3 separate regions of the Mus musculus genome follow, and regions 1 and 2 are each linked to region 3. A link is a loop called in an ENCODE intact Hi-C map of the cell type or tissue named here. Cell type or tissue: heart. All regions are shown on one strand. Links, peaks and the distances in the headings refer to the core of each region. The heading gives the core; the rest is flanking DNA.

Region 1 (8,221 bases), core at 1,726-6,725, 230 kb after region 3:
AGCTACAGACAGTTATGAGCTGCCATGTGGTTGCTGGGAATCGAACCCAGGCCCTCTGAATGAGCAGTCATTGCTCTTAACCAATGAGCCATCTCTCCAGCCCCTAAAAAGACTTTAATGAAATAGGAATTGAGTGCATCTCCTTAAAGTAGTAAAAATACTACTCTGAAAGGAAAAGCTAGTATTTTGTATAATAGTGTAAAATGTGACTTTCCATTAAACTCATGAATAAAACAGTTTTTTCCATAATTTAAACTTTGTTTTTAAAGAAGTAACGATCTATTTTACTAACTGTAAAAATAAATCAGATGTATGTAAACAAGAAAAAAGAAGTTGTTTATCATGGTGACACAGACCTATAATCTTAGTACTTGAGAAGCTAAGAAAGGCATAAAGAGTATTTAGGGCCAGCCTTGGTTACAAACATCAACTCTGTGTGTGTGTGTGTGTGTGTGTGTGTGTGTGTGTGTGTGTGTGTATGTGTAAACAAAGCAAAAGAACATCAAAATTGCTCAAATAATTATTTGTGTGGCATGAACGTATGTTTCCAAAGTCTAGGGAATAGAATGTAAAAGACAGGGCTGAAACTATATAAAAATCTTATCCCAAAGAAAATCATGAGAAATCAATGATGAAAACATTCAGGGATGCTTGAAAAAAAAAAAAAGAACAATTCTAATAAAAATTGCAAGGAAAAATAAACCATCTTGAGCAGAATGAGAATGGAAAATGTGGTATTTCAAAATTTATGGAGCTCGGCTAAAGAAATGCTCAGAGTCAATTTATAGCCGGGATGCTCTTATTATAAAGAGAAAAATAGAGTCCGTGGTCTGAGGACATACCTCACCAAGATATACGGGAAAGTAAATCAACACAAGGTTGGGAAATGAGATGGCAAGACCCACCGGCAAAGATACTCAAGCAAAACCCACAGGAAAACAGAATCAATCTACCCAAAAGTGATTCTTAAGCATTCTGTAACAGTGGTTTCCAAATACTGACAAATTCAAATACTTCCATGAATGGTAAAATGCCAAAAAGATATAAAGATTATCTGACTAGTTTGTAAAGAAATAGGAAATTTGAGCGGATCTACGTGGGAAAAAAAAAAGTTGTTTTATCAATGCTTAAGAAAGAAAACATAGACAAACTCTTTTTGAGAAGAGATTGAGTGGGACACTTTCCAGCTCATTTTATAAGTTATTATTCTAACAAAGACAAAGGAAATCACAAGGAAAGGCAAAGCATGCACCATCCATCCCCAACAAAAGTACAAGCGAGCAACCAGCAGTGTTTAAAGAACAACAGACCATGGTCAAGTGTTGTAGTGCCAGGAATACAAAATTAGACATCTACGTCATATTATACCAACTTACTGTATTTACAGACTAAAGGCTGAGAACCATACACTCATTTCACTATGTGCAGGACTGAAAGTATAACGTAAAAACAAAATTCTAGGCCTTTAGGCCCAGGCTTGGGAATGTGACCTCTGTGACTTAATGCTCCAAGGTATGCTAATCATAAAACTGATAGCGACATTCCTCCACCCACCTGCTTCCTGGGTTCAAAGAGTGTTCATTCAAAGAAAGTCACCCTGACCATTGCCGCCGCTATGCAAATATGCTATTGTTAGAGGCTCTTAGAAACTGTCTTGAGAGATAACCTGCACAATTACCAGGTATTCCTTGTGACACTTGTGACTTTGCACTTCCTTGGGACTCTTAACTGGTATCTGGTATTTTCCAACAACGCCCTCCCCACTTCCTTGAGTTGTGGTTTCTTCCTTTAAATACCCCCTTACCTAGCTACTTGGGGCACCACGGTCCTCTACCCCTGCGTGGTGTATGACTGTGGGCCCCAGAGTGCTCTTGAATAAAAAAATCCTCTTGCAGTTTGCAGCAAGACTGTTTCTTGTGAGTGATTTGGGGTGTCGCCTCTCCTGAGTCAGAACGTGGGGGAGTCCTCACATTGTGGGTCTTTCAGGACAAGTATGCGAGAAGGCTGAACCCATATCAAACTAACAACAGATGGGACTTCTCAACTTGATAAGGGGCGTCTAAAATCCCTCTACCTAATATCATACTAAAGAGTACAAGACTGATGCTTCCCCCTAAACCCAGTAACAGCAACAAAAAGGGACATCTGCTGATAAGACATCTGTTTAACATCACACTTGAAAAGGTAGCTAGTTAGCTTTAACCAAAAACTTTAAGTTGTCTAGAGTCATAGGGCAGAAGAGCCCTAGACATGCCTGGGGTTAGGGGGTTACTTTGTTAACTAACTGATGGGGGAGGGCCCAGCCAACTGTGGGTAGTATCAACTTACACTTAGGGAGCTGGTATAAGTTGGCCTGCCATTCAGCTGGCAAGCATTACTTCTGATGATTCCTGCTATACTTCTTTGGCTGTGAAGTTTCCCTTGGTGGAAAGTAATGCTATGAGGGAATAGGAGACAGGCATGCCTTTAAGTTCCTGCCTTACTTCTCTCAGTGATAGAATGTGATGTAGAACTGTGAGCTGAAATAAACCATTTCGTTCCCTAAGCTGCTCTTGATCAGAGTGTTTTCTCACAGCATGGGAATGAAAATAAAAGTGTAAGTCAAGGAAAAGATACCAGGGCCATACAAATGTAGAAAAAGGAAAGAAGAACAACTTGCTAGACAATATAATTATATAGACCACATTACAGAATGATGAAAAATCAGATATGCTTACATATATTGGCCATAAATAATTTGAAAATGACATTAAGAAAACAGTTATTAAGAGTACTGGCTGCTTTTGAAGAAGATCTTGGTTCGATTCCCAGCACCAGCATGGCAGATCACAACTGTGCATGTCTCTAGTTCTAGGGCATCTGATGCCCTCTTCTTACTCCCTAGGTATCAAGAATGAGCATGAGGCACAGAAGACATACATGAGAGCAAAACACTCACAACATAAAATAAATCTAAAATAATAAAATAGAGTAGGGAGACCCTCAACAAAAGAAGTCCATGGTCTGTACATAGAAGACCATGACCTTGCTGAGAGAACCTGGAGGAGACTTAAGCAAGTATGGAGATATGTCAGAGTTGGGGTTTAGAAGTTCAGTTTTCAGTTGGAAAGCTGTTCTGTAGTACCATGATCTCAGCAGGTCTTTTATTAAACAGAGGAAGTACAAAGCCTTAGGAAGCAGGAGTTGAAGAAGCAGCCTGCCTCCATCTTAGGCTTAAGCGGCCGTTTTATAGTAACAACAAATTAGGTTCATTCCTACTTATGATTAAATCTGTTTCTCAAGGATTGGGCTGTGCCTCACCTGTAACCATAACCACCGAATGGTTCTGTATTGCCTGGCAATCATGTCTTTGTTTTAAAAGTTGTTTATAACAACCTTGCAATCCTATCTTTGGTTCTAAAGGTTATGTGACCATGTATGACTGACTATCTTGTTATGACTGCCTGTTATGTTTACATTGTGTTTTTTTGTTTTGTTTTGTTTTGTTTTGTTTTGTTTTTGAGATAGGTTTTTCTCTCTATAGACTTGGCTATACAGAGGTCTGTGGGATATAAAACCATGCCGGGGAGCTTGGTAAGGTAGAGCAGGTTGAGACTCGGAGACTCGGTGGTCACAAACCTGAGGCTTAGGTGACTCCCAGCTCTCTGCCAGACTCCTGACTTGGAGTGCCATGTTCCTCACATAAAACAAACATGCCCCATGGTCACATAGGCCCAAAACAGAGTTCTCCATGCTAATGAGGTACCTAGAGGACTGGAGGGCTTAGCCAATAAGCTTCCCTTTCTAGACATTCCTCTCTGCAAAAGGTATTTAATCTTACCCTGAGAAGTGGGATATGGTTTTGCACATCTGACTCTTTTCATCAAGATCCTCTGTGGGGAGCCATGAAGAAGGCCTTCAGCTACAGAGTGGCAGCCTAGTCTCCTGCAGAGGCCTTTTTCTGCAGGGCCCCTAACTATGTTCTCTGCTCTTCTGTGACTCCCAGTGGTGCCTGGATGGCCAAGGGCCTGAGAACTCCACCACCCAGCCACCTCACCCCAGACAGCTCTGGCTTTCCCACCCTGGAGCCATGCCTAAGCACTTCCCCACAGCCCTGCACCCCCTGGTGGCAGTGTGGTGTTAGTACAGCAAGCACAGTCCACCTCCCCAAGAGGCCATGCCCAATGGCAGGGTGGATGTGGGCCTAGAGTGATCTTTCTCTGCCCATTTTTGGAATTAACAGAGTACCAAGTCACAGATGGAACATCTACATCACACTTCCTGAGCCTCAAGGCCAGGGAACATTTCAAAAGGAGGGATGGAAAGATTTTAAGAACCAGAGGTTGGAGAGGATCCAAGCAAAATAGTGTCTTCTGGACAGGACAATTGCTCTCATGAACTCAGAGCACCTGTGATTGCCTACATGAGAAGTGCACAAAACCAAGCCGGTCAACATTCTGGGATGAAAGGGTTAGGGGCTCAGGAGCCTTCAATCCTAACGGATGAGCTATTGACAGTGGATGGCTTCTTGAGAGGGAGAGCCACTTTCCTTTAAGGCACCTAAGGCCACTCATGCTCAAGTGGATGGCACTACACCCAGGCATGTATGGGTGACACTAATTTGATCTTGAGGGTTATTAAAAGTTGGAGGGGGAATGAAGTTGGAATAGAGAGGGGAGGTAGGGTGGGTCTGGGAGAAGTTTCTATTTCTATGCAAATGAAAGGTCCAGGAAGAGCCAAAACAATTTTGTACAGGAGGAGAATTTGGAGGACTCACACCGATTTCAAGATTTAACACAAAGCTACTGTAATCTAGAAAGTCTTACATTAACATAAGAATATGCGTGCAGACTGGGGGGACTGAGTAGAGGATTTGGAAACAAACATCACAAAAGCCAAGGCCAGTCAATAACAAAGAACAGGTTTTGTGGTTTTCGCCAGCAAACAGTGCTAGAACAATTGTCTATATTTGTGCAAAAAATAAAATGAATTTAAGTCCACAATTCTACATAAGAATTAACTTTAAATTGGTTTATATATAGGCACTACGTATAGGCGCTAAAGCTTTAGAATTCCTAGAAGAAAACATGGGAAAAACTTTGTGATTTTTAGGTTAAGCAAAGATGTGACAGGAAATGACCCATGCTAAAATGAGCCTGGTCCACTTAAATTCACCCACTCTAGACCTCCTGTGCTTCTGCATCAAAGACACCAAGAAGACGATGGATAGATAAGCCATGAACCTGAGGGAAGCATTTGTAAATCATCTGTCTTAAAAACACAGCTCAGATTTGTATATGCAATGAGCTTTTGTAACTTAGGATGACAAAGAGAGCTGTTAGCTGTGACAGAGACTCACCTAGCAAGCATCAGGCTCAATTCTCAGTAAAAGAAAAAAAAAAAAGGAAGGAAAAGTGATAAATAGTTCAATATAGAACTGGGAAAATACTTGATGGCACATAAGAGTTTATGAATGCCGATAAGCACATAAGAACATGAAAAGAATAGAGAAATGAAAGTTAAACCCGTGGAAAAGTCTCAGTAAGTACACTACCAATAAAGCGACTGCGCTGAAGACTACTAAACCAGAAGACTGGAGAAACCCTGGGCAGAAACTGGGACTCAGACAGTGCTAAGGGAATATAAAAACTAGCCATGCTTGAAAGCCATTTAGACAATTTATTAATAGCCTAAATATATTTTTAATATAACCATTTCTGGGCATCTACTCCCCAAAATGAGAACATCGGCACAAGAAACAGTTGAAGCCAAAAGTTCATAAATATATTATTCATAAATGCCCAGAGATGAAAACGACTCAAATAACTACCCATAGTGAGTAGATTAATGAAAGGCCCTGTGAGTACTAAAGGGTAGTAAGAGAAACCAGCTTTTCATCCGTGTATATCTGTTAGGTGATTCTCAATAGCATTATGCTAAATAAAACGCTATGTGATGTTAGTCATAAAAATATTATTGAAAGGTGGAACTATTTAGAGAAGCAGATTAGTTGTTCTTTGTGGCTGACGGTAGGAGAGGAGAGGGTGACAAGCAGATCCGGGGAGCTTGGGGTGAAGGATGCTCTAAGAGGGATGGTGCTCATTATGCAACTACACCATGTCTGGAGAACATAATGAACTATATACCTGCAGTTGACAAATGATATGTATATAAATGACACCACATGATACATGTCTAACCAGTTAAATATAGCCTTCTAACCAAGACATTTTAAAGTAAGACACACATGCATGATGTGATTCCGTCCATATTAGAGCATATGTTTTATATATGTGCCAAACAGTCGGCATACTTTCTATAGGTACACATACAAACCCCTCTATGAAAGAGTGGAAGGATAGGTAGGGTAGAAATTTTTTTGTTGTGTGCTTTTGGAATTAGTTACCAAAAAAATAAATAAATAAAAAATAAAAAAATCAACTACCTGAATCATTGCTTTATAAACAAAGGCTCTAACAAAAAGGACAATCAGCCATGGTCCTGAAATGAGGAGGTCTTTGCTCATCAGAATGAGGCCATAAGCCAAAACCAGATAACCAACATGAAGGTCATCGCTCAAACACGGGGGTGGGGGGGTGGGGGGGGAGTGGGTGGGTCGGGGGGGTGGGGTGGGGTGGTGGTGGTGTAGCGGGACACTCCTGCTACCTTCAGAGGGGAGTGGCCGCTGTAGGAATTCTGGGAACCTCTAAATGTTTCTAGCAAGGATGTCCAGATTCCACAGTTCTGTACTTGGAAGAAAGCAAAGGCTTCACCCACCCCCAAACAAACAAAGAGCAGCAGACAGAAGTCTCATGGCTAGGGCTCTAAGTGAGTGATCAGAGAGGCTATGGAAGGGGAGGAGGGAGAGCATGTGCGCGCACACACACAGTAGAATGCTTCCAGAAAGGCACACATTACAGTAATAGCAAGGATTTCAAAGCATTTTCCTGATAAGTCACAATTTAAAAGAAGCCATTTTATATATAAGAAAATGTTTAAATATCTTTCTGTGAGCCAAACAATGGCTACAATACAGCAATTTTCAGTTATACCACTTAATATTAGAAATATTGTCCAAAATTTGAGTTTTCAATTGAACATTAGCAATACTCGTCTGTTTAAATTAGAAACATTTCTATTAATCTTAAACAAGCTATGCAAGAAGTCAAAATATGCTGTCAATAGTTAATTACCAAAACTCATGTGCTATTTTATAACAATGCCCCAAGAAGGAGAAATGTGTGATTATTTTGTTATCCTATTAATTTTCCCTTGGTAATGGGAACTTGGTATAGTGTTGCTCACAAATGCATAGTATTTGGTGAATCAACAATGTATTATTTCCCTGAAGGGAAAAAAGCTGCAGAGAGGGCTACATAAATCATAAATGGTACTTCTTTCAGCTCTGACTTCTTTTACTCGCATTTAAAAATCACAGGCTTCCCATGCTGTTTTGAGAGCTTTGAATAGGAGATCACGTATGTGAACCACACAGGTGTTTTGTGCGTGACTGCCCCACGGTATTGCTTCTCCTGCTTCTCTGATGAAGCTTTAGGGCCTGTTTAGAGTCAGCAGACAAGTACTGAGTGATACACCTGCCCTGAGCCACTCAAGATAGTAAGAATGTTACCATGAGTTGACATGACATTGCAACCCTGCTGTGACAATCATATAGCTGAGAATCAAGGACTTCAAGTCCTAAGCCCTGTTAACAGGTCGGGAAGGGAATTGGGTGTCGGTCTGCGCCATGTCCTTAATATCAACAGAGACATATGGAAGGGCCCTTAGTTTTACTCCATTCATTTTCTTACAAAGGCTAGAGAAGAGAGTGATGAGGACGGAAGCGCCCAGCATTCTCTTAAATTGGGTTCCGCTTTCTTCTTGGAGCTCCCAGTCTGGACCCCGTTCCATCACTTTCTACCTGGTTCATGGCAGACACAGTTATCCACAGTGGTGGATACTTGTGTCCCATTTTAGTGGAACCCATACTTACTTATTTTTCTGGAATCAGCTCTCAGTGGTCCTTAACAGGATTATCAGAACACTTGTATTTGTAGGAGCTGACTGGCCTCCCCTCTGCTGGCCTGGAACCCCACATACAACTTTTAGTATTGCTTTCTCTAGAAAGCAGGCTTCTCAGTCAATCAACAGGCACAGGCTGAGATCTGCACAACTGACCTTTGTGACAAAACATAACATGTCCATAGCTGGAGCTTATTCTTTATATTACAAATCCATATTG
Region 2 (8,221 bases), core at 1,726-6,725, 1.2 Mb after region 3:
TTTGTTAGGCATTTGTTACAGTACTGGAAAATTGAATAATGCACATTGAATGTGAACATTTACAATGATGTGCAATGATGGTCTTGTCATGTAAAATCTTAAAATATAGATCTAAAATCTTAATGCAATTTTATATGGAAATCAGCATGTATGGAGCAGAACTTATGATTCATATTTATTCTTTGAAAAATTTGCACATGTATACAATGTACAATGTATATGATGGTACTTGATCATATTTACCCATCAAACTCCCAAATGCAATTCCACTAGAACCTCCATACCCCAGCTCTTTCCCAAATCCATGTCTTCCTTATTAAGGGCAGTTAGTGTTGTTCATATGTTCATAGGACTGGGGTTATCTGTCCACCATGGGTAGGCAACTCAACAGTTACCCCATCTAAAGAAAAGTGACTGTCACTGTAATAGAAACTATCTAACTGTGAAGTGCAACCTCAGTTGGCTATAGAGCCTCAGGATTTCCTTTACAGTCCATGCTGCAGTTTTAAACTCATTTCATCTTACACAGATCTTATGTAGGCAACCACAGCTATTGTAGTTCATATATATTATGTAGAGAGGACATCATTTCATAGCATTTGTCCCATTTTATTGCCCTTACATTCTTTCCATCTCCCCCCGCCCCTTGTCCTTGATGTGGTTGGGAAAGCTGTTGTAAGATGTCCCATCCATGACTGAGCATGCAGAGTCCATTATTTTTAGCATATTGAACAACAATATGTCTCTGCATTAACCAACACAAGAAGTGTCTTTGACCAATGTTGCATGCAACATAAATCTATGGATATAAATATAAATATGTAGAAGAGTATTTAACAACATGAACTTTTAGGAGACCAATATTAATAGGTTCTCTTCTCAGGTATAGAACTTACAACCATGAGTTTTGACTATTTTTTATAGTAATTAATATGAATTCTTCTCTATGGAACAGACCTCAAACCTAATCAAGTCAGATCAGTCTTCTAGCAGTTCAGGGCCAGTGTTGGATAAGACCATTCATGTCTTTTCTCCTCTAGCTACCTGAAGAGTATACATTCTTGCATACAAAATATGGCCAACATGGGTCACTTACTTCCTCATAAATACAAGACTGATTTTTTTTTTGTCCTGCAGCCAAAGTTTGTGGTAGTCTTTTGCAATAGTCTTATCATTTAGTTATGGGGGAAACCAAAGCCATGATAGTAGTATTATTTCATATCAAGTAAAGGTACATATATAAATGTCTATGTATGTCATATGTATTTTAGATTATAATATAGATATGCTTCTTTACTACAAGCTATAATAAAACATTGAATTTCAGTGAATTATATGTGGTTAAGGTAATGAGTTAACTGTATTCTACCTTTCTGGTGAACAAGATGACACAGTAAACTGTTTCAAAAATTAAAAAAAAAAATCACTTTAGCAAACTTGCATGCATATGCCAGCTTTGAAAGTATAGTTGAAGTTTTGAAAGGTTAATCACAAAGAACAGGTATTGCTTACTTGAATTCTCACCACTCAGGTCTATAGTTTAGAAACTGTTAAAGAATGAAGGAACCTGGCAAACAGGGATATGCCAGTGCAACACAGTATCCTCAACCATGAGAGGCAAGAACCTTAATGCACAGACAGGACTTACATACCAATTTTAAATGTACTGATTCTATAACTATAGATCAATCCTTGCAGAGCAGAGACATGGAATTGGATTGAAGTGTTTACATTCACAACAAAACAACAGACAACAATGAAGTCATCTTTTTCTTATCAAATTTTGTAAGAGATGATGATAGAGATAGAAATGTTATTGGCGGTGATGTAAATTGATATGTATCATTTGATTCTCTTGTTCAGCAATGTGTCCAGGATCTAAAATGTTATTTTTTTGACCCAGTTATTCCATTTTATACAATTTCTCCAAACAGGAATCGTTTGAAATATGCACCCTAGTTCAGCTATTCTTATTATTTCTTATAATGATGCTAATTATATGCTCTGCACGCTCTTAAGTAGAGCAACCTGCAGTAAATGCATGTTGTCATTTGAATACATTTTAATGGAAGAGGAAAAAAAAACTCAGTCTAAAACCAAAATAAGCTAAATCAAGACTTTCTACTTTTAAGTAGGGAAAGATGATTGGAAGAAAGTCAGAAAACAGTGATTTTTCTTAGACATGGCAGAGAGTGTGGTTAATTTAAGTTTTCGTCTTTATATTTCTCCATTTGTCCACATCCTTTCAATAAGTGAATAATCTTTCTCTAACACAACAGCTCCATTTACTTTGAAACCATCTCAACTCCCTGCTGCCCTTCTGATCCTGCCATACTGTGGTTCTCCTAAAGGAGGAGATTAGGATGGCTTCAAATTCACACATTCCTTTGTTTTCCTTATCTAAATTGGGTCTCTGAAAAATGAAAGCCTGGAGGTGTTGTAAACTGTTCATTTAAGTACAATTAAGCAATCCCCCACTCAAGTCTCTTTTGTGTTTGGCTGTTTTTTCTTTATGTAAACCTAGGAGGTAGAATTCATCTCTAGTGTTTTCATTCATCTCCTGCCTCACCTACTGAGAACCAGAATTTGCAGGAGCTATCAAATCTGCTAAGACAATAGCTTCCTATTAAACACGAATTAATAAGTTAATCCTGTAGAAGATAACAAATCTTGCAACATAACTGCAAATGTTATCATCCCTTCAGCTTCAGCATAAGGAGTGCTGACTACTTTATATCACAAATGAATGTAATGGACACAAAGGAGTTGCAGTCCAACATCCCTTTAAAGAACTGGGGTGTTAGCAAAGACTGTAATCTTGCCCAGGGTCTCACCTGGTCTTGAAACAGCCCATACCAAGTGATAGACTCAGATGGGAAAAAATAAAGTCTTTCTCTTTGCAGGCTGATGTAGGAGAGCACCCTGAAAGGCCACCTTTTGGGGTTGGGTCTGCACAGCAATTAGAGCTTTCCTTCTGATGTGGCATTGGCTCATACCTTCTTTTCTACAAATCTTGACCTTGGAGACCATTGGAAATAAATCTCATGCCAGGTAAACACAGAGAACAAACCTAACGTGAAACACTGAATCGGTAATCTAGATACAGGTGAGCTGGTGGTCTAATTAATTTTTTAATGTCATAAGTAATGAATAAAAATGTAGAATTAGAGATAGTTATAATAATGGGAAACACCCAAATCATTACCTTAAAGCATTATAGGCTCTGTAACTACGTTATTGGTTATCATTATTAAAGGCCATTAATTTATACAATTGTATAATATACTGTAGTCCATATCCATGAGAATTTGAATATAATTAAACTTGAAATATTTTTGTGAGAATCTATTCTAAACAGAAACACCTTTTTTTTTTTTTTTTTTTTTTTTTCTGTTGCAAGCTCTTTAAGAATTTCACCATTAGTGATCTGAGGCAAGCAGCTGACTCTGGCCCTTGCTCTGATCCTCCTGTGGCAAACAAGACCATGCAAGGTTAGCAAACTGAACCTTGACACTGACACTTCTCACAGTGTTTAAAGTGTTGTAGAAACAGCAGTTAAGAACTGCTAAATCAACCTGCTGGTCTTTGAACTGAAGCTCTTTGCTGCCCTCTGTAGACAAGTCAATGTGAAAATGGCAAGGTCCTTAACACAGAAACCATTAATTTTATTCAGTTATGATACATTTGTTCTGAAATATTTAACTAAACAATGGACCAAACAGAGGATCTCTTAGTCAACAAGGACTTAGAAATTCTTTTCTGAGATCTTAATTTTATCACGTTAATAAATTCCCATATTTTAAAATCATTGCACCAAAATAAGCTACATATTTGAATACACTGGGAATGTAAAAATATAGCAAACACATATGTGCACACGTGTGTGACCTGAAGAATCAGCAGTTTTAATTTTTTGAGTTTTTAATTATTGTATGTATTTTAACCATGTTTCCAGAGTAAAATACTCTAGACATTAATATGGACAGAACATTTTGTAATAAAATGAAGAAAATCTAGGAAACAAATCAGAAATAAACAAATGGTATGCCAAGTGTGATATCACAGGTGCTTATTACTTGTAATACTTAGAGGAATGCATATCAAACCACCATAAAATACAATCTCACCCTAATCCAAATGGCTGTTATTAAAAAGAACAAACAACAATAATGTCCATAACATTTTGAAGAGTGAACAACTGCTTCACACTGCTGATGGGAATGTACACTAGGAAAGCTTTAAGGTAATCAGCTAAAAACATAACTGCTAGCTGATAAAAAAAAAAAAAGTCCCCATCACCGAGCATTTATATAGAGAAGGGAATCAGGATGCCAGAGAAATAGCTCCGTCTCTGCATTTATTGTAGCAGAATTCACAAAAGCAATGAGATGGAAACAATGTAAATGTTCATCAATTAGTGAATACTTAAGGAAAAGATCTTCCATCTACTGCAATGCAAAACTACTGAGCCATAAAACAAATGGAATCTTTCCTTTGCAGCAGCATGGGTGCAAGGTGGAAGACGTCACCTTAAGTGAGACAAGTAAGAGGCCAGAAGTCACGAATGCTGTGGCTCTGACCAGGTGTGGAAGGCTATGTAAGTTGGTAAGAAGATGCAGTGTAGAAAAGTGGTGATCAGACACTGAGAAAGGAGAAAAGGTAAGTGAACACACAGATTTTGTTTATGATGGATATTAGCTAGGTGACGGATGGTATATATCAGAATAATATATTTATCTGTTTTTAATGATGCTTCATTTTAAATATCAAATACCCAAAAACATAGTTTGTAGGAACTTAATTGCAAAGACATAAATATTTGAAGTGATAGACTTGTCATGATCCTGATGTGATCACTACATAGAGCATGCTTGTATTGTACTGTAACCCGTAAATATTAATAGCCATGTGTCAAATCAAATGTAAAAATCTTCAAGAGTCTTATAACTTATAGAAGAAATATTCTGTGACTAAAAACAAAAGCTAGTGGTCATAGTCTCACTTAAGAGTCTTCCTTGCCTTTGATAAGATGCTCATGTCTGCTTCCTTGTTGCCATCTAGGAAAAGAATAACTCCATATTGCAATTGAGAAATCTCTGTGGACCCTGCAAAGCTATAGGTATGGTGGGAAGGATGGAGGAATCATAATATAATAATGGCAGCTAAGAGCTGAGTGCTTACCCTGTGCAATCCATGGTACACATACTTCACGTAAGTTACCATTCGATCTTGCTAAACATTGCAAGCTCTTTGAATTTGTCAATCTTGCCATTTTGTTGAGAATGGCATTCTCTGAAATTTGATCAGAATGTATCTATTTCTACAAGTAAGGAAGGTCTACATTTTATTTTAAAGAGAAAAAGCTTGTCTATATCTCATACTAGTTATCTCAGTGAGATGATTTTATTCTTAGGCAAGTTGCCTGCACTTTAAACTTATTGTGTCTGTTTTTTTAAAGAACATGTGACCAGGAACATTTCCCAGGAGAGAATTAATTGGTAATTATTTCTCCCAAATATGAGAGTGCCTTCTATTACTTTGTCAAAATGATGTTACACCACTTTGCAAAAAATTGATTCCTGAAAGTCTTTTATTCTTGACTTTCATTAATGCTACTAAGTCTCTCTGTTCTTTTTTTCCTTTTTAAATTTATTTATTTATTTATTTATTTATTTATTTATTTATTTATTTATTATCTGTAAGTACACTATAGCTGTCTTCAGACACTCCAGAAGAGGGCGTCAGATCTTATTACAGATGGTTGTGAGCCACCATGTGGTTGCTGAGATTTGAACTCAGGACCTTTAGAAGAGCAGTCTGCACTCTTAACAGCTGAGCCATCTCACCAGCCCCTCTCTGTTCTAAATACAATTCTTTTTTAGATATGTATTGGTTAAAGGGAACTCACTTGGTCTCAACTTTATGTGCTGATTTATTCTGAGATGCGACACTTAGTAAATACTCATTTTCAGTTAGTGAAAGCAGATGAGTGATGCTGATGGGATAGAAAGTTAAGCTAAACAGACAGAAGAGCCACATAGGTATCAGAGATTTCCAATTGTTTTGGTCAATGAAAATTGGAAAATAGGTTTTGCTGAATGTGAAAAATACAAAACATCTAAATGAAGATAGATTTGGTATGCTTAAAAGAAGACTATTTCATAATGTTGTCAAATCTCACACAGTATCACTGACACCATTCTTTGCTAAAATCATCATCTAACTGCAAATCTTTTGGATGTGTTACATTTAAGTGATCACAGACTTATTCTGATCCCTGCTCTCCTCTACACCCACCGTCAGCAAAGACAGAGTTCATTCCCTCTCTGTGTGGTTTAGGTCCAGGGTATCATTTAGGGACAGATTTGCAATACTGTTTGATCTTTTCCTCTGCCCAATCTTTTATTCTATTCTGAAAATATTAAACCACAGAAGCAAGCGAAAGCACCTTCATAGTGTGACAGAAATGTCCAGAAAGTTAATCACTTTGTAAAGTGTTAAATATCAAGCAGTTCATATGCACGTATTTTAAACATTTGTTTTTTAAACTTTTGTGTGGAAGAAGATATACTTGAATATTTGTGCCTGATCAAAGTTAACTTAAAGGAAGCAACGTGGAGGGGGAAACTTTGATTTAGTTTATATTAAGGTTGAAATTTATAATAAGCTAGCTAGTTTGTTGGTAAATCTTAAAGGGTTTATGCATAGAAATATATGTATACATGTTTTGCAGAAAGAAATCCGTGAGTCCTGAGTGGCTACCTTTTCTCCCTTCCTGAGTCAGGACACTGTCTTATTTGGACCCTTGATGTCTACTTCTCCACAGAGTGTTATCTTAGTATCTGTAGCTATTAGGACACAGGCATCTCCTCAGTACTTGGTGATGGCCTAATTGTTTAGTTTTATGGAGTTTCATTAGTTTACTCCTTGATCAGTGAGTACTAGAATTATTTTCTCAGGAAAGTCTCTCTATGTGATTTCATTTAAGTATTTGGTAAAAATTTAAATATTTTGCCAAATGTCTAAATGAAATTAAGAGATAGAGATTTCAAAAGACTATGCATATTTTGAAAATCTCAGTCAGAATCCCACCTAGGGAGTAGAGACACCCAAAATCTGGATACTGGAGATTCTGATTGTCAGGGGCACATTAATGGTTAATGGCTTTCCCATTCAGGAAATTTCCCTGCCTCCCAGGATAGCTTTTCCTATGGATCAGCCTCTGGCCAACATCTGTGTGAGGAAGGATCTAAAAGGTCCAAGCCTGTGTTTTCTACCGAGACAACTGTTGGCTGTGCAGGGCGCAGGCTTCATTATATGTTTCAGAATTTTGGGGCAGATTCATCTCTACTCTCAGTTCTGCTTGTGTGGGCAGCTCCCTGCCATTCTCAGTTCCCTATGGCTGTTTTCCAAGAGCACATTCCCTAACATTTCTAGAGGACGTGCTCTCTCTCATATTAAAGCTTCAGAGTGGGCCATTTACATCCAGGTGATTAAATAGATTTAGTCTGAAGTAAGCAAGACTGAGGTTGACCTGATTACAGAGTTGGTGATTTTAGTCAGCATTTTAAACGTGTTGATATTTTGATCTTATTTTTGAAAACACATGTGTTATTTTGTTATTTTAGTTTAGTCTTTCATTGTGTGTTACTGAGGATTAATTTATTCAATGAAACTCAGCATTCTAGTGAACAGGTAAACCATGACTGGTACTATCATGTAACAATAATAGTCACAAAGTCCAAAAGGCTTACATTACACACACACACACACACACACACACACACACACACACACACACACAGAGGGATGACAAATTTCTTTGTGTGTTCTTGTCAAACAATGTATACACATTTCTTATGTCTTGGCACTTTTTATGGTTTTAGGGATTGAACCTGGGACCTTTTGCATACTAGCCAAGCACTCTGCCACTGAGCCATACTTCCAGCCCTCCACATTTTAAAAATTGTGATTCTAAGCATATTTTCTTTTTTTTTTTATTAGATATCTTCTTTATATACATTTCAAATGCCATCCCAAAAGTTCCCTATACCCTCACTCCACCCTGCTCCCCTACCCACCCACTCCTGCTTCTTGGCCCTGGCATTCCCCTGTATTGGAGCATATAAAGCTTGAAATACCAAGGGGCCTCTCTTCCCAGTGACTAAGCTTATTTTCAAAGCATATATTTTTAGAATATTTTTCCCACTCTGCAGTAGCA
Region 3 (8,221 bases), core at 1,906-6,905:
TGGGGATGCAGGACAAAGCTGCTGCAGAGCAGAGTCCCCAATGGCTGCATCTCATGGGTAACTTGTTCCAGAAGGCCCAGCAAGAGTTCTGTTTAATTCTAGGGTGTTATCCTACTGTTTATGCACAAATGTTTACAGCCATAGCTATTATTACGAATAATAATCATAATCACTATATATTTAATTAGGGCACTGCATGAACTAGATGTGCTTCTGAGCCTATTGTTGGACAGAGTGCCCTCATTTCCTGCAGTTTTATAGGCACCCTCTGGGACTATGTTGTCAGAAGTCTGTTCAATCTAGAATCCTGCTACTAGTAGGGATACCATTTGGTTATTTTGCTGTGAGTTTGTCTTAAACAACAACGAAAACAAAACCAAAAAAAAAAAAAACAAAAAACAAAAAAAAAAAAAAAACCAACCAAACAAAACAAGACAAAAAACTAAACAAGGGTGGAAAAAATATAAATTGGGATATGAACTTACACACTCAGGGAAACTTACTAAGAATATAAACTTCCAAATAATAATCAGATCCACACAAGCATCAGCCAACTGGACTGAATTTCAGCAAACCTGCCCTGCTGCGGGAATGGTGGGCTGGCTTCCGGTGGAGCCTGCCCTGCTGTGGGGATGGTGGGCTGGCTTCTGGTGGAGAGCCTTGTGCTAGCCAAAGTTTCAGAAGCTTTTCCAGGTGAGCCACAGGACTCCCTGCCTGGGGTCTGCAGGAGACATTGCTTCCATCCAAGCTTCCCTGCCTCGGCTTCGGCTGGTGTTGGTGCAAATTGGTAGGCTGGAGGCAGCTGCAGCCTGCAGGTGGCTTGTCAGAGTAGCGCTTGAGCCTTCTTGTTCACTGGTTCTTAAAAATGTAAATTAACCATGTTAACCTTAAAAACAAGACAAAACTGCACCATCTCAAATAGTGCTTGATTTCCTACTTCCTGCCCCTCTTCTCTGAAACTGATGTGTGAGCTTTTTAATATAGTAAATAGTATTGAAATGAAAGATTGGCAGGTTAGGAATTTTAGGTCTCTCATTGGTGTAATGTGGAAAAGTCCTTGCAGCACCAGTTGAGAACTGTTCTCTTGGATCACAAACTCCATGACACTCCCAGGTGCAACTTGCTCCTCTGCAAGGTAAAACCTACAATCAGCCACTGGTTTTGGATTTAAATACTGCTGCTATGTATGTTGTTGATACTGTAACTTTTTCCATAAGAGGGTTTAAGGTATCAATGTAGTAAACAGCAGAAACACACAGCCAAGTCGTGATTTAAGCAAAAGATAGTCCTAACTGGATAGTTTCAGTTTACTTGAGTTAAAAACAAACAAAACCCAAATCCTCAAACCAAAACAGTTTTTCTGTGTATTGCCAGGGCATCCAGACTCAAATCTCAAAGAAGTTCTATTTCAGTCATTAAACTTATACTTTAGACATTTCAGGGGCGGGGGGAGCAGCTTTAAAAAGCCAAGGGAGGTGACAGTGGGGCGAGGCAGGAAGTGGTGGCACCGTGCCTTTAATCCCAGTACTGGGAGGCAGAGGATCTCTGTGAGTTTGAAGCCAGCCTGGTCTACAGATTGAGTTTCTGGACAGCCAGGGCTACACAGAGAAAACATGTTTTGAAAAACAAAACAATCAAACCAAACCAAAATAATAATAATAATAATACCCCTATTCCTTACTAAATTAAAATTAACACACAGTTTATATAGCTGGAAAAAGAAAAGATTTTTGGATATATATTTTATTTGACAGTGTTTTAGAATATCATACAGTAAACAAGATTTCTGTAAAAGTTAATTTATCCATAGTGGTGCGTTTCATAAAAATAGTTGCTCACTTACAGTCTTTCTGTGACTATTAATACATGGAATTATATTTATAGAGATACAGCTGTACAGGGTAAATTCACAGCTAACACTACACAGAAATATTATTTGGAATGAGATTTAGATGATGTGCTGTCTTCACGGGTTATGGATTACAGCCGCATAAAGCAATTGCTGCACGGGTAGTAGCTGTGAAGTGTGCAAATTAGAGTTTATGCAAGGGTGATCTCCACGGTTGTCCTTCTGAAGCCTATGGAACGTAAAGGTCAGAGGACACAGTACCAGGACGTACGTGCAGCTACACTACAGAGCATGGTCCAAACCCAGAGTCAATAAATTAATGGCAAACTATACTGGATTTCTAGTCCAGGGGAAAAAGACAAATTGAGATTAAACCGAAAGTATAAACCGCTACACGTGTTTGTGCTTTGTTTATGATGAATGTGTTTCATTTTGGAAATTACTTTTACAAGCTGCAATACCCTTCACTTGAGGCTTCTGACCATATTTGCTTGTGGAACAACTATCTTTATGTACGATGGAAATTAAACTAGGTAGTGTCCAGAGAGTGGGAAGACTCATTGAGACAGCAGTTACATGTGACCTGGCGTGATGGACCCGGCTTCCCTCTTACTCAACAAGTACTTGTGTAAGGAGCAGAATATCTGAAGAGTTGAAGCCTCAGTTATACAAAACATATTCATGACAAAATGCCTTCAGACATTTTGTCTTTAAATATGTGCAGCTACAATAAATACCAATGGATAGCTGACTAATGTTAACGTTTGACAGTTTTTACTGCAGGGACAATCGCTGACCTGCGATGGTAACCCGGGGACATAAAGGTGCATCTATAGATTGTTAGTGTAACAAAAAGCATTAGCAAATTGGAGGCGAAAAGCTACAGGTGGAAACAAAAAGGAGATCAAATAAGGAAAGCAGAAAGGAATGCCAAAGGACTTATGTTCTTTAATGAAAATAAATTAGTTATCATAATGCTTTCAATATTAGAGATTCTAATTTGAGAAATATAGGACAAATACTTTGTCAAAGTGCAAATGAAGAGCTTTAAAATAAGACAATCAAATAGGTAAAATAGAAGATTGCTAACAGAGCAGCTACGTATCTCTGAGTGCCTGGGATGACAGGAAGCCTTTTCAGGAAGGAACTGCAGCGTTGTCAATCTCGATTAAACAGATTATGGTCTTTTGATTATCAAACTCATTATTTTAGAGGCAACCAATTAGGATCTACGAGCTAACCTGCAAAATTCTGACTTACGGCAAACTGCTCCCTAGGATACAATTTTTAAAACCTTTTTTCCCTACTACTGAAAATGTACAGAAATGTGACTTGACCACAGAAATGGCAGTAAAAAAGGCATCACACCAATGAATTCACTAGGTTTCTAACTCATCCTGCAGTAGGCAGGGGACGCTGCTGCTAATACCGTTGGTGGATGCTGAAGGGGGAGCCATGGAAACGTAGCATGGGAGAACAGTTCTGGATGTTTCAAAGAAACCCTTTATCCCCTGTCTAGATATGTCAAGAACGATTTATTTACAACACTTTAGATCAATTAAAAGATATAATCTTGTCTCAGTTTCCGCTTGCTCCGTGCAGTTTGATTTTTTTTTAAGGCGATATTCCAGTTTGTGATTGCTCTGAACTTGTCCAGTTTCTTGATATAAAGTTTGGATGACATCCAAATCCTTCATGCAGTGGGGGGAACTTTTTTCTTTTTCTCTTTTTGAATCTAAAGCTACACTGCACTGTCTCTCTGTGATGTTTGCGTGATTTTGGTTCTTCCGTAGCTGCCAAAGCTCCCACCATGGAACCGGGGGCTTTAGGATCAGTTTAGGTCTGCCTGCGCGCACACCGTGCCGTGCCGCCTACGCGCGTCGCACGCCGGCGCTCCCGGGCTTCGGCGCCTCGTATAGATCTATGCGTGTGACAGTGGAAATAAATTAAAACGCCGTGAGACGGAACCCAGGAAGATCGGCCTGCGTGGAGGCGGGCGGGGGCCCCTCGCCTTGGGGCTCATCTGCCCGCGGCCGAGGCGCCAGGCTGCAGGGCGCCCGGCAGCTTGTCGGAGCCCGGCACCTTCCAGGGCCCCGGCGCCATCGTCGCCTTGCGCGCTGGGCCGCCCCCCGTGGGCCGCGCTGCGGGTCGGGCCCCCGAGCGCACACCCACCTTGGCCTCGGCCTCCCGCGCGCCCGCGGCCCCGAGGCCCTCACGCCGGCCGCGCAGCGCCTCCTTCCCGTCGGCCGCCTCCGAGGCGGGCCTGCCGGCCTCGGGCCGCCCCTGGCCGCCGGGCACCTCCTCCAGCCTGGGCCGCGCACTGCGCTGCGGGCTCGCCGAGCGCTCCCTCTGCTCCCCCAGGCGCTGCTTCTTCTGGCCGCCGGCCGAAAGCTCCTTTGGTTTCCTAACGTCGTGTTCCCTTTGGATATCCCAAGTTGGGTCTGGGCCTATCTGGTGGGAAGGGTCGGAGGGTGGGGCTGGATGTGATGGAGAGAATGGAGAGAGGATGTCTTCGAGGGAGACGCCTACTTCCGGCAGGCCTGGGGCGGCGGCAGCGGCAGCACTCCAGGCGTGGGGTTCGTCTGTGGACAGGAAGCACAGGCGTTAGGGCGCGCCGCGTCCCCGCGCTCCAGCTAACTCCCCCACCCCCATGCCGGGGACCCGGGCTGGCAGCCAGGCGGCTGCTCTCAAGGGCCCCGCCACATCCCTCAACTGCCCAGAGGGCAGCCAGCCGCACCCCGGGGTTCCGTCCCCCACCCGTCCCGGGCAGCCATCGCTCAAGAGTTCAAGGCACAGCTCGGGCCTAATCCCTTTGCCTCAGTCTGCTCTTAATTTCTGGGGTCACGCCTAGCATGGCCACTGACTTGGCAATAAATCACCGGTTCTCAGACCTCACTGTGGAAATACAAGTTGCCCAGCGACCCAGCCCAGCAGGTCCCAGCAGTATAGAGACCAGGTGCTCCTCTGTTTTTAGCAGGCCTTCTGCGATTCTTGGGATGGATCTGAGTCCTCCTCAAAGGAGTTGGGTGTGTGATTTTCTCAGCCGTTAGGTGTCGCTCAAAGCATAGTTCTCAGCAATTGCCTAATAACCTTGGGATTTGGATTGATTCATCTGAAAACTATCATTGCTTTCTTGCCCGAAAAGAAAATCATTGTCTTTGATTTTTTTTTTTTTTTTTTTTTGTAGTTTTAACATGGATGGCTCCTAGACTAAGATAAACGGGACTGATTCTAGAAAGCCTAGCTTTAAGGCCATTGAGGATTTACTCTGTTGCCTTCCAAGCAACTATGTTGACTTTCCAAAAAAGTATATATAACATAAAACAAAACACTGGCCGGAAACCAAGTAGGGGGCAGATGTGTTGGATTCAGTGAGTTAGTTATGACCACCAGCAATAACATTTCCCTGGAATTTTCTTACCCCAAGGCAAAATCAAGCAGGGAAATTCAATACAGGAACCCTTGATATTTGTGAGGAAAATGTCTCATGACCTTTGAAAAGATCTTAAGTTTTATAATTCTCAGAATGTTATTTTCTCTAAGGAATTAGTATATGAGTGGGACACAAAGAAGCCACATTTATATTGAGTTCTGGGTGGCTGTTGATTCTTTTCCACTAGTAGGTGGTAAGGTTAGTGATCTTGAGTCCGCCCAGCTCATGAATACCAGGAGCCTGCTTTGTTTTAAAGTTGAGATGTGTATATGGTACTTCTTCTGATGGTGACTTAGACGAGGACAGGAAGAGGACAGTGGAGTTGCTCTCTTCCCCAACAGTTCTGGCCACCTTTAAACTATCAGAGTAGTTGCACACACTTTGTCCTTTGCTGTGAGATCTGAATAGGTCACTCTGAGTACAGCCTTATCTTCCTTCTCTCCATAAACTGATGTCCATGAATCTTTTCAGTTTGGAAACCAAGTATCCTTGGTTACCTTCGGAATAATCTGGAATTAGTCGATGTGTTCAGTGGAAACCCCTACTGTGGGCTACAGTTAAAAATCAGACTAGCATTTGATAGAAAGCAGCAACTTGCCAGTGTAGGAAAATATGCCTGAAACAGTTAAACACGAATTCTAAAGACCTGGGGGGGTTAGTGCCCAGGACCATGGTGATGACAGTTTGCATGTTAATAGCTCGTACTCCCACCATTATATCACATATGGCCGAGGCAATGAGCTGGCCTGAAATCACTTCTGAGACACAGGGAGAGGGTAAGTAGCTTGACCAAAATTATTGAATGAGCACCCTAGAGTAACATTTGGGTTTCTTTACCCATTTTACTGAGTGAGAAAATTGTCCCAGCCTATTGACATGCAAATAAGATTAAATCAAGTGACACAGACCTTAGTGGCCATCCTGCCTAAAGGCGACCGGCCCCATCTCCCAACAGAGCACTTAGCATTTGTTCCTCAGAACCACGTAAGGTATTGAACAGGAGAGTTCTGGTCAGACCATGAGAAAGATTAACTCACACATGGAGGTAGCTGCCCTTGGCTTGGCCTGGGATCGTCTCTGAAGCCTTATTCTTTGTCCTTCTCCTCTTTCCTATCTCCAATCACTCTTTATGATAAGCTAGAAGATGGGCTTATCTACAAATGCAAGTCTTACTATAAAAAGATTTTTTTCAAGGGATTTTAATAGGCAATCAAATACTTAACTGAAGGAGAAAGGAAAAGTTTTTGTGTTCTACCCCACTGAACCCAGTGGTGCTTTAGTGTCAGCTCCAGAGGATACCTCTGTGTATTCACCTTCATATACCACGGCTGAGTATTTCCATAAACAGGCTGGACTCAGAGCTTTATGCCACCTAGCCTCCTGTTCTCCGACCTCATCAGGGATTTAGTCTTAGGAGTTTTTCTTCGCCATAGCATTTCCTGGGTGTTCTCTTACTTGTAAAGCTCTATGGAAAGTGTTCCTGTTGAGCTCCGTCCTCCCCAGTGGCTCTACCCCAGTCCCTCCATCTGCCTTCTTGATATCTCTCCTTGAAAAGTGCACTGTCACCTTCCGATGTCTCAACTAAACACCAGGAACCTTCCCTCCAAGCTACTCTCCATGCCTCCTCGGTGTCTCTCCTTGATGGATGGTATTGTCATCACATGGTGTCACCCTAGGTCCCCGACTTTCTTGAATCTCACAAATACAAGGCATCGGTTTAGTTCTGGCTTCAGACATGCATAGGCTCTATGCACATACACTTGACATAGCTAAGGTAGGAGCGAGACTATAAAAGTTCTAAATTCTAAAACCAATTTAAGCACTGTTCAGAGAAGTATAGAAATGGTGAGCTACTACCTGTCTGTACAAGGGATTGCTTGGCATAAGGCAGCCACCAGGTGGAGGGACATTGTTTTAGATGGAGGAGCTGCAGAAATCACTGTCACCTGAGCTGCTGCCATAAGCCCCTCTTTGCTTCCATGCTTGAGTTCCGCCAGAGGGCCTCCACATAACAGAATCTTTGATAAACAAGTTCTCGCCTAAACCTTCAGTGGGTTTTCACTGCTTTTAGATAGAAACTCATCATGATTCGCTGGTCTACAAGAGCCTGCTGCAGGATCTGGGTCCTGACAGTCTCACCAGCTTTGTCTCCACTCACCCCCTGCTCTTTCACCCAAGTTGTTCTCTGCTCAGTTCTTCAGTTACAGGGATCTCACTCTGGGATGCTGCTGTCAGCTGCTCTGCTCACTGCTGAAGGCACTCCTAGCTGCTCACATAAGGAAGCAAGTCTCCTACACCCTTCCTGTCTCTTGAGTTTTATTCCAAAGAATTCCGATATATAGTAAGCAGGACTCTTCAATGGTATCCTGTTTTATATCCTCATAGTCACTATGAGGATATATGGAGGTCCTTATGCCTTTTTGCTATTTACTTGATTAACATCAGTCTAAAATACTAGTTGTATGCTTCACAAAGACAATGACCACACTGGTCTTGTTTATCATAGTGGACTTAAAAAAACAGGACAGTATTTGAAACAAAAAGTGAGTGCTTGATGAATATTTGACAAGTGAATGAAAATCTGTTCCAGAAATAGAAATGGAAGAAGGCCTGATACCACTTCAAGGCAGAAGATTCACATTTAAAATCTAGTCTCTCAGAAGTGAGTGTGTGTCTGTGACCTGTGTCTGTTTTTGAGAGGAAAGATGGTAGTGACTTGAGATTGTCAGAAAATAGGTCTGGAGAGGGGAGGAGAGTGATGCAGAAAGAGGGAAGGAAGCAACAGAGAGGATGATGGAAACGGATCAGGAGAGAGAGGAGCAGACAGAAGCAGAGTCAGTTCCCTTCAAGTTTTGCAGACGTCCTTTCCTCATTAATGTTGTGGATGGGCCGGGTGCTGTGTGTATGCTGATGCTAATTCCGTTCTTCTGGGAGGGGAT

The links. A loop is a pair of places that touch in the nucleus more often than their neighbours do. Peaks named below come from ENCODE experiments on the same cell type or tissue, not always from the same donor. Only the 100,000 strongest peaks of a DNase experiment are listed, where the experiment ranks them.
Region 1: it touches region 3 in a loop (18-fold over the local background); 14 of 42 quality-filtered maps call a loop at or near these places.
Region 2: a loop joins it to region 3, with 12 times the contacts of the local background. A loop is called at or near these places in 15 of 42 quality-filtered maps.

The regions. Positions count from the first base shown.
Region 1 is chr5:20,466,513-20,474,733 of GRCm38, reverse strand. The region is part of intron 10 of Magi2 (membrane associated guanylate kinase, WW and PDZ domain containing 2); the gene reads right to left. Among named protein-coding and RNA genes, the nearest start is that of Gm52764, 72 kb to the left of the region's middle. In heart, for the core only: a CTCF peak has its summit at 4,119 (motif pointing left); no DNase peak of the experiment used is centred there.
Region 2 is chr5:19,517,696-19,525,916 of GRCm38, reverse strand. All of the region lies in intron 1 of Magi2 (membrane associated guanylate kinase, WW and PDZ domain containing 2), which reads right to left. Among named protein-coding and RNA genes, the nearest start is that of Gm25335, 6.3 kb to the right of the region's middle. In heart, for the core only: a CTCF peak has its summit at 3,609; no DNase peak of the experiment used is centred there.
Region 3 is chr5:20,698,280-20,706,500 of GRCm38, reverse strand. It overlaps Magi2 (membrane associated guanylate kinase, WW and PDZ domain containing 2), which reads right to left. Exons shown (of 23, transcript NM_001170746.1): 23 at 1,710-4,431. The coding sequence ends at 4,375. Among named protein-coding and RNA genes, the nearest start is that of Gm52763, 21 kb to the right of the region's middle. In heart, for the core only: CTCF peaks have their summits at 3,265 and 4,891; a DNase peak (open chromatin) is centred at 4,360; H3K4me3 peaks cover 1,816 bases; H3K27ac peaks cover 1,409 bases.